Linked DNA regions of Homo sapiens: region 2 is linked to region 1. Evidence: read pairs that join two places in POLR2A ChIA-PET (ENCODE). Cell type or tissue: Caco-2. All regions are shown on one strand. Links, peaks and the distances in the headings refer to the core of each region. The heading gives the core; the rest is flanking DNA.

Evidence for each region. Peaks named below come from ENCODE experiments on the same cell type or tissue, not always from the same donor. Only the 100,000 strongest peaks of a DNase experiment are listed, where the experiment ranks them.
Region 2: POLR2A ChIA-PET joins it to region 1 with 10 read pairs; 4 of 35 experiments call an interaction of 5 or more read pairs at or near these places.

The regions. Positions count from the first base shown.
Region 1 is chr5:73,839,369-73,847,416 of GRCh38, reverse strand. It overlaps ARHGEF28 (Rho guanine nucleotide exchange factor 28), which reads right to left. Exons shown (of 36, transcript NM_001177693.2): 11 at 6,657-6,937; 12 at 942-1,149. Among named protein-coding and RNA genes, the nearest start is that of ARHGEF28, 220 kb to the right of the region's middle. In Caco-2, for the core only: no CTCF peak of the experiment used is centred there; no DNase peak of the experiment used is centred there.
Region 2 is chr5:73,942,664-73,950,711 of GRCh38, reverse strand. LOC105379034 (a long non-coding RNA gene) reads right to left here and starts at 4,614. Exons shown (of 4, transcript XR_001742745.1): 1 at 3,215-4,614. In Caco-2, for the core only: a CTCF peak has its summit at 5,045 (motif pointing left); no DNase peak of the experiment used is centred there.

The DNA.
Region 1 (8,048 bases), core at 1,697-6,696:
CTATCACCAAGCTGGTGACACAAAGCTGGACAGAACTCCAACCCTTCCAGAATCTCATCTACTCAAAAAATAAAATTAAATAAAAGCACTACTTATGTAATAGGTGAGTTATGAGGCAATTATATATTTTGTACATACATAAAACATATTTTGTATATTGTAGGGCATGCTACAAAAAGAAGGTATTATCATAACAACCATACGTTAGAAAGAGAAGTTTTGCCATAGCACACATTGTTTTATAGTAATAAGTAAACTTAAGAAGAAAACAAGTAGAAAATAACAAATCAAACAGGGAAAAAAAATCTGTTCAAACGCAAAAGGGCTTTCTTACATTCAGAGCAATGTATTTAGTTTTTTAATAAATAAATAAGTAAATAAATAACAAAAAAACAAGCACACCTAAATGAAACTCCAATGTGAAATAGCCAACAAGATAAAACCTGGCTCCTATGGAAAAGTTGACAAAATCTGTGATATTCCGGATTAGTTCAAGCAGCCAGAAATGCTCAATAAATATCACTTCTACCTTATTAACATCATTTACCTCATCATCAGGGCCATACAATTATTTACGTGAGCAAAACAAGTTTGATCACTTAAACTCATTTAATACTATCGGTTTTTCTCCCTTTGCTTAAGAGATGATGGGAGAAATCATTGTAAAATGATAAAATTTTCCAAGTATGTGAAAGAAAGATGGTATGTACTCATGGTGAATTAATGAAAATGTAAATCAGCCATTTTGAGTAAAGATTATAAAAATTAAAACAGAGTGGGAAAGATTAAAAAGACAGACTCAATCAGATATCACATGGGTCTCAAAAAAATAGTTCATATGTATGAATAAAATATAATATGTCTTTCAGATACAGATGGGTAAATGCAGACAACATATTCTCCACACTTGCAATATACCAAATTAATAGCAATAAGAATACCTTCGACTGTAGATTACTTGATAGAGGAAGGGATTCAGCCCTGGAGATATTAAAATCCGGTTCAGTGTTAGTCTCAAAAGAGTCCAATTCATCCCCACTAGGAATCCCAGTTCTTGAGGAGCTCTGAGACCCTGGAGTGTAACAGATGTGGGATGGCTCAGAATGCCCTTCCCCTTCACTGTCGGCGTCCAAGGCATCAAGGCTAGAACTAAAGCACAAAGCCAGCAAGTAAGTAAAGAAGCAAGGAAGGACACAGAGCGTCATTGGTTTCTACTTCTCTGAATCCAGATTCTTTCACTGGGGCGGGGGGGGTGCAATAGGTATTCATTTAATTTCCAACTAGTATTTAATTAGCCTTTTTCTCCTCCCTCCAAATCTCTTTTTAAACAAAATTTTATGTTACCCCGAATGAACATTCCTACCTAGCAAAAGCCATTTCTTTCTTTCATTTTCTTTCTTTCTTTCTTTTTTTTTTTTTTTTTTTTTTTTGAGACAGTTTTGTTCTTGTTGCCTAGGCTGGAGTGCAGTGACACAATCTTGGTTCACTACAACCTCTGTCTCCCAGGCTCAAACAATGCTCCCACCTCAGCCTTCAGAGTAGCTGGGACTACAGGCGTGCGCCACCACGCCCGGCCAATTTTTGTGATTTTTGTGTTTTTTGCCATGTTGCCCAGGCTGGTCTCAAACTCCTGGGCTCAATGGATCCACCCACCTCAGTCTCCCAAAGTGCTGGGATTGCTGGAGTGAGCCACCACGACTGGGGCAAAAGACATTTCAAATGCCTGAAGAAACAAAAGCTGGTTTGAGTTAGTACTAACCTCACCACTTCTGTTTTGTAAATATAATTATTGATATCGCAAGTCCCAAATGGTAACCCATCAAATATTTTAAATGCTGGTGGAAACAGAGTCACTGGGCTGTTTGCAGGGAAGCTTCTGGGGGGGATTTGCATGTGACTAAGCTGCAGAAGTGTCATTCTCTCCCCTGTCCCTCAGCTGGGAAGCTCGGGAGGGCAGAGGCACACCAAGGAGAGATGTGTGAAGGTCCCACCCATCCGCCCCAGGACCATGTCAAGACACAGTTCAGAAGTGAGTCGTGCAATGTCCCAAACATGTCATACTAAATGATCATTTTTAGAGGTTAAAAAAAGATGATTCTGAGGCTGGGCGCAGTGGCTCACGCCTGTAATCCCAACACTTTGGGAGGCCAAGGTGGGCGGATCATGAGGTCAGAGATCGAGACCATCCTGGCTAACACGGTGAAACTACATCTCTACTAAAAATACAAAAAATTAGCCGGCTGTTGTGGCAGGCACCTGTAATCCCAGCTACTTGGGATGCTAAGGCAGGAAAATGGCGTGAACCCAGGAGGCAGAGCTTGCAGTGAGCCAAGATCACACCACTGCACTCCAGCCTGGGCAAAAGAGCAAGACTCCGTCTCAAAAAAAAAAAAAAAAAAAAAAAATGATTCCTTTGAAAACTCTACCTTAGAACCAGGTAGTAATGCTGCTTGACAACAACTTTTTTCCTCATTTAACTTTAATAAACCATGAAATTAAAAGGAAAGAATTTGACCCTCTACATCCCAGGTCTATTCCATAACATTACGTTTTAAACGACTCAAACTTGGAGGCCAACAGCTTTCCTGGGTGCATGTTAATGCACGAAGCATTTCAAATGTGTGTTTTGTGGTTTTTTTTTTTTTTTTTGGTTGTTACAGTTCTGGAGTTATAATTTTAATAACAAAACAATGAAACTGTCTTGATTTTGAAATACAAGAACCAGAAAATGAAACTTTGAATTAACCTGTTTAGGTTATTTAAAAAAAAAAAAAAACATAGGCTTTTTTTTTTATTTTGAAATACAAGAACCAGAAAATGAAACTTTGAATTAACCTGTTTAGGTTATTTAAAAAAAAATAGGCTATTTAATGGACACAGTAAGTTAACTGAATACATGGTATGAGTCCTGGTCTTATTCTACTATGCCTCTAATGCAAACACAGATTAGTTTTTGAACTAATCTAATAATTACAGGTATTTCAAGTTGCTACGTGGTTTCCTAGTACAACAATCTGAGACGGAAGGAGATTTCAAGGCGGGCTGAAGCTTGCCCATGTCTTGTACCTCAGCACTTGTCTTTCAACTTGTGATCTCTGTACTAGTGGAAAATAGTTCTTCAAATGATTGGCAGCCCGCAATAATATCCGATTTTAACACAAGCCTTTCCAGTTACAGACAGCATTTCATCATCACTATGAATACATCCTAGAAGTATCAGTATTTTATTTTGCATACTATAAAACATTGTTTCTATTCATTCAAATGGGGCTACTACTTTTATTTAAGCTATTAACCTAAGATATTGGTGGCACAGGCAATATTCTTCAGGATAACCTCTAGGTTCTTGTTTTACGATATTATTTTTCTAATTCCCAGTAGTGGGATAAGAAATCAATTCATTAGGTTGTAACTAGAGTTTTTTAAAAAATATATAGAATAGAAAATATCAGAATATGTTGCACAAATCATTTTATAAGACTTCACTTAAATTTTATGGGAGATAGGGGACGTTCATGGTGTGACATGCATTTCTTGCTCTGTAGTTTTTTTAAAAGGTTTGAAAAATACAAGCTTTAGAATGAAACAAACACTTGTCTGCTGCTTAATTTTTTGCTGTATAGTATTTTTAAATTAATGTTTTTATTACTTATCTTCCCTTTGTGGCTTCTCAAAACAGTTATTACATTTAAATAATATAACATAATGGTTACATAGTATACATATTTTAGTTTCACCAAAATATTCTTTTAAACCCTAGAAAACTTAGGACTCAGGTCCCAGTCAGCTATGTCCTTATATTAACTCCAGTTTTTACTGTGTGCCCCCAAATTTCTCCTTCATTAGAGGTTTCCAGCCTCTAGGGCTATTATCTGCTTATTAACAAATTAAGTGCATTTCACTTTGAGTTTGTTATCAACTGTGCTTCCTACCATGACATCCACTGAAGGAAGGGACCCACAGCCACCCCAGGGCTTTCCAGGGATTGCGACTTCTCTCCCTTCATTCCTACATTTTTCAGAGGAGAGGGAGGGCAAAGGAGATGAAGTCAGCTCGTGGAACCAGCCAGAAAGCTTTTCTGTAGAATGGCTTCTCCTTCCTCTCCTGGCTTCCTCCCTTTCCCCTGAGCAGTGACATCTTCACAGAAGCTTCTAATTACCTGTACTCAAAACAGATATTTTGTCTAAATTATATTCTACAGAGGAAAAATTCTATCTGTAGCAGTGAAATGTTAAACTTTCCAAGACAAGACCATGATCAGAAAGTATAATTTCGATACTCTGCAAGTATCTGCATAAGTATCAATAAAACAGACAGACTATTTTGTGTCTTTTCCATGCTATATTCCTAGAAGACTTCTAAAGAACTTATTTATCTCTTGAGATCTGGGGGCTCACACACCTGACAGACTTTTTTTTTTTTTTTTTTTAAAGACAGAGTCTCACTCCGTCCCCCAGGCTGGAGTGCAGTAGTGCCATCTCTGCTCACTGAAATCTGTGCCTCCCGGATTCAGGCAATGAGCCTGCCTCAGCCCCTCCCCTGAGTAGATGGGATTAGAGATGTGTGCCACCATGCCCAGCTAATTTTTGTATTTTTACTAGAGCGGGAGTTTCACCGTGTTGGCCGCCTAGGCTGGTCTCAAACTCCTGACCTCAGGTGATCCACCTGCCTCGGCCTCCCAAAGTACGGGGATTGCAGGTGTGAGCCACCATACCTGGCCACTTGACAGATCTTAAAGATCCACTAGAATGCATTTATCACACATAGCTCAATTTATTTTTGCAAAACTGTATAGAATCTTGTGTGGACTGGCAGTCTCTTGTCCCAAGCAGACGTGTGGACAGTTCAAATTAGCCTATCACTTCAAATTATAGTAGTGACTACCCAGCATCTACAAAACCATAATTCACAAAGTATAAATCTAAAGCAAGTCTTTTATTATTTACACATCACACATAACCCTTGGTACCAATATGTGCTAAAGTTTTACAACCTCAAATTGCATGTTGTGGTGTATCTCAGTGATGGACACCTACTGATTGCTGGTTCCTCTACCTTTCTCTCCCCTCTATATTAACTCCCTGCTGAATACTCATTCACCTATGTGCATGTTCATTCACAGAGAAATATTTATATACATAGTCACATATGTGTGTGCATTTTATGTTCACTTTGATTCATTTTATACGTGAAAATGAACATATAATCACATGGGTAGGATATGGGGGAAAAAAAAGCTACTCCCTAAGGAAAGTGTGATCAACAGGATAAAATGAAATTAGTGGAAATTGGCCTGTTCCCAAAAGAAAATAGACAATCAGATAGACAGATACAGATATACAGATATGGACACACATGTGTGCACACACACTAATATATGTAATCATATCAGATGCAATGAAACTATCATTTCAATGAGTTTTTATATATGCAAGAAAATATAAGGTAACTGAAAGTAAAATAAATATAAGATAAATTTTATGTTAAAATATAAAATACAAACATATGTTAAATAAAACAAACACTCATGAGCCCACCCACCTTGAAACTTGGATACTGGCCATCTACCATGGAAACTCTGTTATGATTCATTCCATTCCCATTTCCCTATTTCCTTCCCTAGATGTAACAACTATTTTGAATTTAGGAATTTTTTCCCCTTCATTATTTTGTTTTTCTTTTTCTCTCTTTTTTTTTTTTTTTTCTTCTTTTTGAGACAGGTCTCACTCTGTCACCCAGGTTGGAGTTCAGTGGTGCCATCTTGGCTCACTGCAACTTCTGCCTCCCAGGTTCAAGCGATCCTCCCACCCCAACCTGCCAAGTATCAGGACCACATGTGCGTGCCACCATGCCCAGATAATTTTTGTATTTTTGGTAGAGATGGGGTTTTACCATGTTGCCCATGCTGGTCTTGAGCTCCTGAGTTCAAGCATTCTGCCTGCCTTGGCCTCCCAAAGTGCTGGAATTACAGGCGTGAGCCACCACGCCAGGCCTCTTGTTTTTCTTTATAGCTTATGCACATATGTAGGTGCCCTATAATAATATATTTTTTAATTTGCATTCTATAAAAATGAAATCTAACAAGTATTTTGGGGCTTTTTTTGTTCCTTCATGCTTCTAAGGTCTATGTTATTATGCATGCAGATGTAATTGTAGCTAATTCATTTTCATTACTGTACAGTATTCTATTGTGTAACTATATATAAGTTATTTATTCCACATTTGGGTTATTTCCTGCTGCTATAATAATACTCCATATAGGTCTCCTAGTACACGAGAGGAAAATGCATATTTGACTTTACAAGATAATGTCAAATTATTTTCCCAAGTTACACAATTTTCTCTCCTATCATCTTTATGCAGGAATTTCCATGTTATGCATTCTCACCAAAACATGGGATTGTTAGATTTTTTAATTTTTGCCAGTCAAGTGAGTATAAACTGGTATCTCATCGTGGTTTTCCTTTATCATATTTTAGTCAGTTTTCTTAAGTGTCTTACTTTCAAATCAGTGAATATAGGAACCTAAAAGGGGACATTTTGATGGGCAAATAAAAGTGGTAGAGACAATAAAAAGTTTAAAACTAGAATTTTTGAAGTCTACCTATAAGGTTCTTTGATGTTCTACAGTTTTCCTCTACAATATAGACTCTTACCTTCTTTTCTTTAGATGACTTTGTTCCTTTTCAAATCCATGCCAACCAAAAGAAAGATTCAAGTTGGAAGCACACGAACTTGATGGTGACATGAAGGACTGCTGGGCTTCAGTGTGTGCTGTCCCTTCGACATTTTCACTAAGTGGGTACACACTGGGACTGGTTTCTGTAGGAAGGGTGTGTTTGCTGCTCTGAGGCCACAGAGTGCAACCTCTGGATTCAGGGCTGGTAGTGGCAGTGATTCCCTCTATATTAATATAGCTGATATCCAAATCACCAACCTGGAAGTTGAAAGAAAAACATTTCCTGAGTAAAAGCAGGTAAGATTGGCCTAGCTAAGAATTAATAAAATTTTCCCAATTTAAAAACTTCTGGCCAGGCGTGGTAGGAGGCCGAGGCTGGCAGATCACTTGAGGTCAGGAGTTCAAGACTAGCCTGGCCAACATGGTGAAACCCCATCTCTACTAAAAATACAAAAATTAGCCAGGGTGTGGTGGCGGGCGCCTGTAATCCCAGCTACTCAGAGACTGAAGCAGGAGAATGGCCTGAATGGGAGGCAGACGTTGCAATGAGTAGCGATTGCGCCAGTGCACTCTAGCCTGGGTTACAGAGTGAGACTCTTGTTTTATGTAAACAGAGAATTATTTTATATGTTTTTGTTCACATGGCAGCTATCCTATAATTCACATAAAGGAAGACCAACTGAGTATTTTATAAGGTTGTTCCTTTATTACAAAACCAGAAGCTGATTATGCCTCTAACATTTTATGAACCACTGACTCAAAATGAGGGGGAAATGTTTTAAATACTTGAGGAGAAAACTAAAGACTATACAGCTTCATTCAAAAAGTAGCTCATAGGAATCTGGGTACCAAGGTAATAGTGGTCACATAAAGCTGAGTCTCACAAAAAGCAACACCAAACAAAAAGAACAAATAAAGCTACATAAAGTGCACGTACATAGCATCATTAGAAGAAAGAAAATGCCCAAATTTCAAATTACCTGTAAATAATAAAATCAACAGCAAATCCAGCAGGTAAGGCCTCGTGCTCCTGCTATAAGACTCTGCGGAGGGTAAGGGGAGTCGGGAAACTCTGAATGGCAGAGAAAGGACGGAACTTCTGGAGGGCCTAAGACTTACTTAAAAATCCTCCCCAGAAAGAGAAAGCTCAACCCACATGCATGAAAAAGAGTCCTAGCTGATGAAAGCACTTGCTCTAAGAAAGGCGTACTTTTAAGCACTCATGATTTGAGGTGGCGGTCATCAAAAGGCATCAAGTCTGGAGTGAGGACAGTAAAAATGAAGACAGTAACACCATTTAGAGATAGAGCAGTGAAGGGGAAAAAGAAGCAAAAGGGGAAATGTTAGAATCCTAAATCATCGAGCATCA
Region 2 (8,048 bases), core at 1,111-6,110, 100 kb before region 1:
TCTTGGAGTGCAGAACATGATACCCCAAAGTATGACACCTTGGTGTGTTGAGTACTTTGAACTGAAAGAGACTGGAAGGGCCTCAAAAGCAAGATCTTCTGACCTTCCCCCACCCTCCTGTCTCCTGTCGCTCTTTCTTCCCCAAGCAAATCATAGAAACCAGAATTCCTCTTCCCCAAAGGTGAGTCATAGAAACTCGAGTCCCTCTCTCCCAAAGCAAGCCATAAAACCTAGAAAGGCCACTGTCTTCCTTTTCTCTTCTCCTTTGAAGACCCTTATTCTAGAGAGGTCCTGCTCCAAACCTGGGAAGAAGAAATGCTACACAGAGAAGGGACTGGGATTAGTGCCCTTATAAAAGAAGCCTCAGAGAGCTGCCTTGCTTCTTCCACCACGTAAGGACTCAGCTAGAAGGAGCCATCTATAAACCAGAAGAGGAGCCCTCACCAGACACTGAATCTGCCAGAGCCTTTAGCTTGGGCTTCTCAGCCTCCAGAACTATGAACAATAAATTCTGTCCTCTATAAGCTACCCAGTCTATGGTATTTTGTTTTAACAGCCAAAAGACTAAGACAGCGAAATGGTGGATCATGTCTACAGCATGATAGCAACTGGGCAATTGGGTACTTTTGGCCTCATACTAACATATGGAAGGACAAAATGGAAGGAAAATGGTAGTTTGTTTAAGTATACTGAAGTGACTTCAAACAGTGTGCGTATACAAACAAGTATGGATGAAGGCACACACACACAGAGAATACATACTAATGTCTGCCAAATATAAAACACTTCTCGAAATTTGATGATTTAGAGGGAAAGTGGATTTTCTTCTTGAATTAACTCCCTGTGCTGGCTCTGGTTTTATTGGTTTCAAGCTTTCCATTGTTGCTCTTTTCCTAAAGCATTTAACAGATGTCCCTTCAAAGGCATTGAACCACTGCTGTTGTTTTTTCTCTCACCCCAATTTCCTTTTCAGTTCACAAAGTACCCAGAATATACTTTCTCCTGTATCTATATGTGGTGGGGAGAAAGAAAAGGCAAACAGAATTATATTTAATAAGTCACTTTTCTTATTAATACCCAGAGATGTAAAAATCAATCACAGTTGATTCAAATGGCAAATACTACTTTCTGTAGCCTCACTAAATGCTTTCTCCGATGAGATAAATGGACATAATCCTCAAATGACAAGAAACATGGAATATACAACAGATTTAACAGTCATGTTTAAGGGTGAGTGAACTTTAGGTCGCAGTTGTAGAGGACAATGCGGAAATGAAGATGCAGACTTAAGTTTTCTCCCCAGATAGTGATAAATTCACATTGATCCAATTTGTCCCTGTTTCCCTGTCTCTATGGCTCTTAATAGCACAACCAAAAGATGTCTGATTTCTAAGATGGAAGAGTGCTGCCTGCAGCCTTCACCTAGTTGTTTTTTGTTTGTTTGTTTGTTTTGTTTTGTTTTAAACTGCCCCATTCATAGACTGAAACCCTCACAGAATCAGGCTGTAATTAGTGACATGTAGAGACATGGCAAGACTGGGAAAACTTATGTCTGTGGATGTGCCTGACTCCTTAGAGGTGTAGGAGTTTGACGAGACACATGCTTTAGTTGAGAGTGTGCTCTTGCACACACCACCACACACACACATACACAAACACTTGACCTCCCAGGCCACGCAATTCCCCATTGCATCATTACTTTCTAACTCATCCTGCATAGTCTGTGGGTGGGAAGAGGCCAAATTTGGGCCACCAGGACACAGTCCACCAGGAAACAAAGTACCTCTGTGATGCTTTTTGATTCAGACAACCCCACCTCCACAGCTGCGAGACAAACAAAAAATGATCATGCTTCAAAAGCTACCAGTTCAAGCAAAACTGCTGCCAACCCAGCAGAAAAGCCTTTAGACATTTTTAAGCCATTAACTACTTCCTGCCAACCAGGAGGCTATATGGGGACACCACTCACTGGGGCCACTAAGCAGGATTCCAATGGAACCTAATCTGCTGAATTCAGACCTAAACCTCATGTTACTATATTACTTAAGAGAAAATAGAAATACAGTGTTTTAAAAAGCAAAAGATTTAGTTCAAACTGAAACAAATATTCTCCAAATTAAACTCAAACCAGACTGATGTTTCATTCACTTTCCAGTCTTAAAGGCATTCCCATGACAATTTCTCCTTGGCAGTTGCGCAGCCAGTGTCTCTCTTGGCTATCAATTCGCTGATGACAATACTACCAGGGGGCTGGACAACTAATAGAGCTCCAGTCTGCAAACTTGGCCTTCCTGCCAGGCAGCTTAAAAACCATTTACACAGTCCAGTTTGACTTTCGAGTGTTCAGAGAGATGGGTCGTTTGAACTCACTGATCCAAGAACATGTTTTTGTATATTCCTGGGCCTATCATAAATCAGACCAAAAAAGAAAGAAAGGTTGGACTGCTTGGCCATTTCAAGCAATTATTCTGTCTGGCATGGGTGGAGGAGAAAATAGAGTAGTGTCAGCAGAGTTATCAGCAGTTAGTTCTACTGAAGAAAATGTCACATGTCCGGTGCCAAGCACGTCTGACTGCTTTGTCTCGGATTGTCTCTATTTTTCTTTCTCTCTCACGTACACACATACCCTCTTTAATTACTAACAGAAAATAGTGCATTCTGCACACTTCACATCTGTTCAAGCCTTAATTAATCCAACTCTCATAGTCTCCATAGCAACGATGCTTAACAGGCTCAGATTCCACATTAGAAAACCTTCCTCTAAGTGAGTGACTCAAAATATGGCCATTACAAAAATGTTTACATTAATTCTGTGTCAGATATAATAAGAAATTTGCATGGAGGGAGTTTGGATGGAAAGATGGAGTTGTATGATCACATTCAGCTTCATCATAGTAAAAACTGCCCCAAACTAGGAACAGAAGTTAACATTAATTTTCTAAGCTATTGCAAAAAAAAAAAAGAAAAGAAAACATAATCCCATTACTACCTTTATGTTACTAGCAATTCCTGTGCTACGGAAGATTAACGACCACAGTTGCCTCGATGGAGCACACAGTTACTGTTCGTAGGGTAGCAAGAAGAAACGCAAGTGTTTTTAAAAAAAAAAAAAAAAAAAAAAAAAACTCTTCAGGAGGTGTGTTTCCTGAGCTATGGCTCTACAGACCTTAATTAAAAGCCTATTGTCCTTTGCTGGCACCTGCCAGCATCTTACCCAAATCAGAGCTTGTCAGCAGCAGAGAGGTGGACCAAGGCTTTCCAAGGAGGCTGTGAAGCTGCCACGGGAAATGTCAAGCACATTTCTAAGAGCCTGTTTTAGCTCCGTGGCCAATGCAGATGCTGTCGTTCATGCTGGCTATGTTTGTGTTTATATTTGAAGCTGTTATGTTAGAGATTGTAAAAATAAGCACTGGCAACTATGCAGAAAACCTGCTCAGACATTATACAGGGTGTGAGGGGCTGGGGCGAGTAGTGGTAAAGAGAGCATGAAAAAATGAAGCCAGGCATTTACCCCCAAATGGCATTTCAGCCCATACCCGCTTCCATCATTAAATGTTTAACTTGGGTTGCTAACAAGAAGTAAACCATTCATCAGAGTTCTAGCTGCTTTCTCCCTCACTGTTTCCTTCTATGAATAGGCAAACAACCCAAAACCAGCTCAGGAGAGAAAGAAAAGAACTTAGACACACTCTTGAGTAAGTAAAAATACATGTTAGGAGACAAATCAGATCTCATTTATGAAATAAAATGGAGACACTCAATTGAGCTTCTGAACAAGAAGAGAAGGTTTTTCATACTTTCCCTAGGGACTGAAATTGTGTGCCCTAGGAGACAGTTTAACCCTGGATTGCCTGGAGACAGAGCCAAGTTAAATTTATTGCCAGACCTATGCATAAAAAAGGGGAAGGTGGAAATTGGGGCTCTTCCAGAAATAAGGAACAGTTCTCTAATGTAACTATAGAATCTAGTGAAATTAGCAAAGAAAATATAATCCTGTGTTCGTACCAAGTTCATTCTTTCTCCTTGGGCAATTGTTATGAGACCCATAGCTGCTGGTAGTATCTAAAACCTTTGACTTTCTGCCATTCAAAGAGTAGACAACTAGGATTCAAATAATGGCATGTTGAAGTTTCTCAGCCATGAAGCTTCTACAGAACCACTGAACCATGGTCCCTTGTTACTTCACCCAAAACGATGTTCAATCATCAACTCGAGCTGACTGCTTTGAACTCACCAGCCAGAGGCAAAGAAATGTAATGGATCAGAGTTCTAGTTCTAGTTCTGACGACCCTTTGATCTCTGATTTCCAAAGACTCTTGTTCATCCTCTCATCCAATAAGTAGCATGAAGCTCTTACTCTGAGCCCAGCATCCTAACAGGCTTTGATCTTCGACATCTCTCAGCACGGGAAAATGAGCTGGACAAAACCAAAGTAGCGATGCCCTAGCTACTTCGATTCTTGAGCATGCCCAAGCCTGCCTTCTTTCTACCCCTATCCCCAGCATATAACAACTGCTCTCATTTTTAGAGTGCTGACTGTATGCCGTTTACTGCACTGGGCTTCTTCAAGTAGTTCACAACAGCCCTGCAAGACATGGCTATTGTTATTATTTTTTATTTATTTATTTATTTATTTATTTTGAGACGAAGTCTCGCTCTTGTCCCCCAGGCTGGAGTGCAGTGACACGATCTCGGCCCACTGTAACCTCCGCCTCCCAGGTTCAAGCAATTCTCCTGCCTCAGCCTCTCGAGTAGCTGGGACTACAGGCACCTGCCACCATGCCTGGCTAATTTTTGTATTTTTAGTAGAGACGGGGTTTCGCCATGTTGGCCAGGCTGGTCTCGAACTCCTGACTTCAGGTGATCCGGACATAGCTATTATTATCCTCATTTCATAGGTAAGCAAACCTAGCTCAGAAGCAAGGTTGCAGGATTGTACAACTCCATAAGTTTCCACTCACGTTGGAATCTACGCGTATGTGTGCTCCAGAGCATGAATAGTGCCCCCTGGTGGTGTGCAACCCTGTGGCCCTGGGGGAGATCCAGTAAGTAGGGCCCAAGTCTGTTTGGCTTTTCCATATTTTTTTGCTGCCTGTCTCACATTGGTAGAGGGACATCTGTGCATGAGAGGCAGTCAGGAAAGAAAAGAGCAAACTCTGCATGTCAATCAAGATAATTCTGGAATCTTCCATGTGTTCCCCTCCTTTTTTTCTTTTCCATGCTCCACTCAGCCCTAGGTGGTAGATTAAAACAGGGAGCTATGGGTAGCATCAGGGTTGGGTAAAAAATAAAGCAGAAGAGGTACATGAGCCTGTCTCTTTTTTTCTCCACTTACAATCTTGCCTTGTGGGTTATCATGCAAGTCATCAATCCACCCCTTAGCGGTACACTTAGGCATCCTCTTGGTCCCCTCTGTTCCAATAAGCATCTTCAGGTGATCCCAGGACCCCTTTTACTCTTAGTTTCTTGTGGCGTGGGATCAAATAGGAAGATATCCAATTCCCCATTTGACCAGAACCTACATTGCTTTATGGAAGAGGTGGATGTGGAAAGGTGAGGGGATGAGAGGGCATTTGGTTACACTTTAAGAGCATAGCATCCCAGGAAGGAGTCCGCTATTGCTCCATAGCCTGGAACCTGATCAGTTCCAACGAGGGCAGGGGTGGACTTCCACATTTCCCCACTTCTTATATAGAGTGCTTGAAAGAGGCAGAGATAGATGGACATTCTCATTGGACACCTTAATCTAGAGGGGAGGAAATCATTCTGGGTATCTCCAAACGTATGCCACAGTCTCTCATGTCTTTTGTTTCAAACCTCCAGACTTTGGCTCAGGTTTCCCTCTGTCTTAGTCCATTTTCTGTTATGATAACTGAATATCTGAGACTGGGTAATTTATTTCAAAATGTTACAATCTTACAGTTCTAGAGGCTGGGAAGTCCAAGAGCATGGTGTTGGCATCTGGGGCCTTCTTTGCTTTGTCATAACATGGCAGAATGTATCATATGGCAAGAGGGCAAGAGCATGCATGTCAGCTCAGGTCTCTCTTCCTCTTCTTAGAAAGTAACCAATCCCATCATGGGGGCCTCACTCTGACCTTATCTAATCCTAATTACCTCCCAAAGACCTCACCTTCAATCAATTAAAAATTCTGGGATTAAGTTTCCAACAAATGAAATTTGAGGACATATTCAAACCATAGCATTTTCCTTGCTTAGAATGTCTTTCCCTACTCCTGCTCTTTATCCTTCCAGCCTCAAGCATCTTCTTCTTTAGAACAACTCCCTCCATTTCACGTATTACTAGGCCCCAATGTGCTCTTCCTGTGAGCTCCTATAGCAACTTGTACTTCTCTATATAATTATTGGCACCTCTCTACTTTAGGATCATCTGTTCATGTGTTAGTCTTCTCCAATAGCTTGCATACTTATTAATCTTTATTTTGTCCCACACAGATTGCTTGGCCTTTAGCGGACCGTCAATAAATGTTTACTGAATACATGAGTTAAGAGGAGATTTAGAAATGCAAATAAGTTGAAAGCTAACTTTCAACTTACCTAACTTTCCCCAGTCTTACGTCTAGCAATCTCCAGACACTTGAATTTTCTATTCACTTTTTCTGGCTATGCGGAAGAAATCTGCCTAAAGACTGGGACTAGGCTGAGCAATTATTAACAGATTTTTAAAATAATATGATAATAATGGCTAGCATATATTAAGTGATTAGTATATCCCAAGCTCTATTCTAAGCATATTGCATATATTAATAATTTAATTCTTGCAACGATTCCATAAGGTAGTCATCCCTGTTTTATAAATAAGGAAATGGAAACAGAGCGAGGTGAAGTAACATGCCAAGGACACACAACGAGTTAGTGGCAGATGTGGATCCAGAATCCATACTTTCAATTTCTATGCTCTGCTGCCTCTCAATGAGAGAGATACAGAGGTTGGACATTAACAATCTCAGGTTGGTTCTCAGTTTGAAAGTAGCTCATGTATTCCTAGGTCACAGGAAGAAATACATATTCCTCTCCACTTCTTTGTCACCCCATGATGTAATTATGCTCACATTCTTCACCTTACATAACTCACACACACAGCAAGTCCTCTGTGCCAAGGGCTGTTACCCTTTTCTTAATGAATAGGGCTTCAACTGTGAGTGGGCTGGGAAGTGTTGCACGATTCCAGGAATTATGTAGTCCTGATGAAATGCAGAGTAGCTTGGACTCTAAATGAAATGATGAATAAATTCATGCAGCCTGGAAGGGACAGAGCAAAAATATTGCTTTTCTTTCTAGGACAGATCTCTAAAGGAATGAGTGTTTCCTTTAAGCTCTTAACTTGGTGAGAAAAATAGGTCCTTTTGGGGAAACCCATTTATGATCCTGAAAAATAGGGTGGTCATCTCTTAAGATTAGTAAATTTGTGCTAGAGTCACTCTGTGACTCTGTCTTGAGACCTTAGTCTGTTTGGGCTACTATAACAAAAGACCATAAACTTGGTGTATTACACACAATAGAAACTTATTATTTCTCACAGTTTGGAGGCCAGGAAGTCCAAGGTCAAGGCACCAGCAGATTCCATGTCTGGTGAGGGCCAACTTCCTGGTTCATAGAAGGTGTCCTCTTGCTGCATCCTCCACATGGCAAAGGGGCAAGAGAGCTCTCTAGTGCCGCTTTTATAAGGGCACTAATCCCATTCATGAGGGCCCCATCCTTATGCTCTACTCACCCCCTAAAGGTCCACCTAATAATCAATGCATTGGTGATTAGGTTTTCAACATACAAACCTGGGGGGGATATAAACATTAAGACATTCAGACCATAGCAGGATCTGAGCTCATTACATAGTGGGGACATGGTGAAAAGGAAGAACTTATCATCAAGAAAGCTTTGAAATGTAGTTATATGCCATTGAAAAGTCATCATATTAAATAAGAGAATTGCCCAGAGGAACCTATGAATATAGGTACTTAAAAAATGCTCTGGCTTTCCCAGAGGAACTGCATGCAGACCTGTTTTGCAGGTCTTGAAAATCCAGAGCTC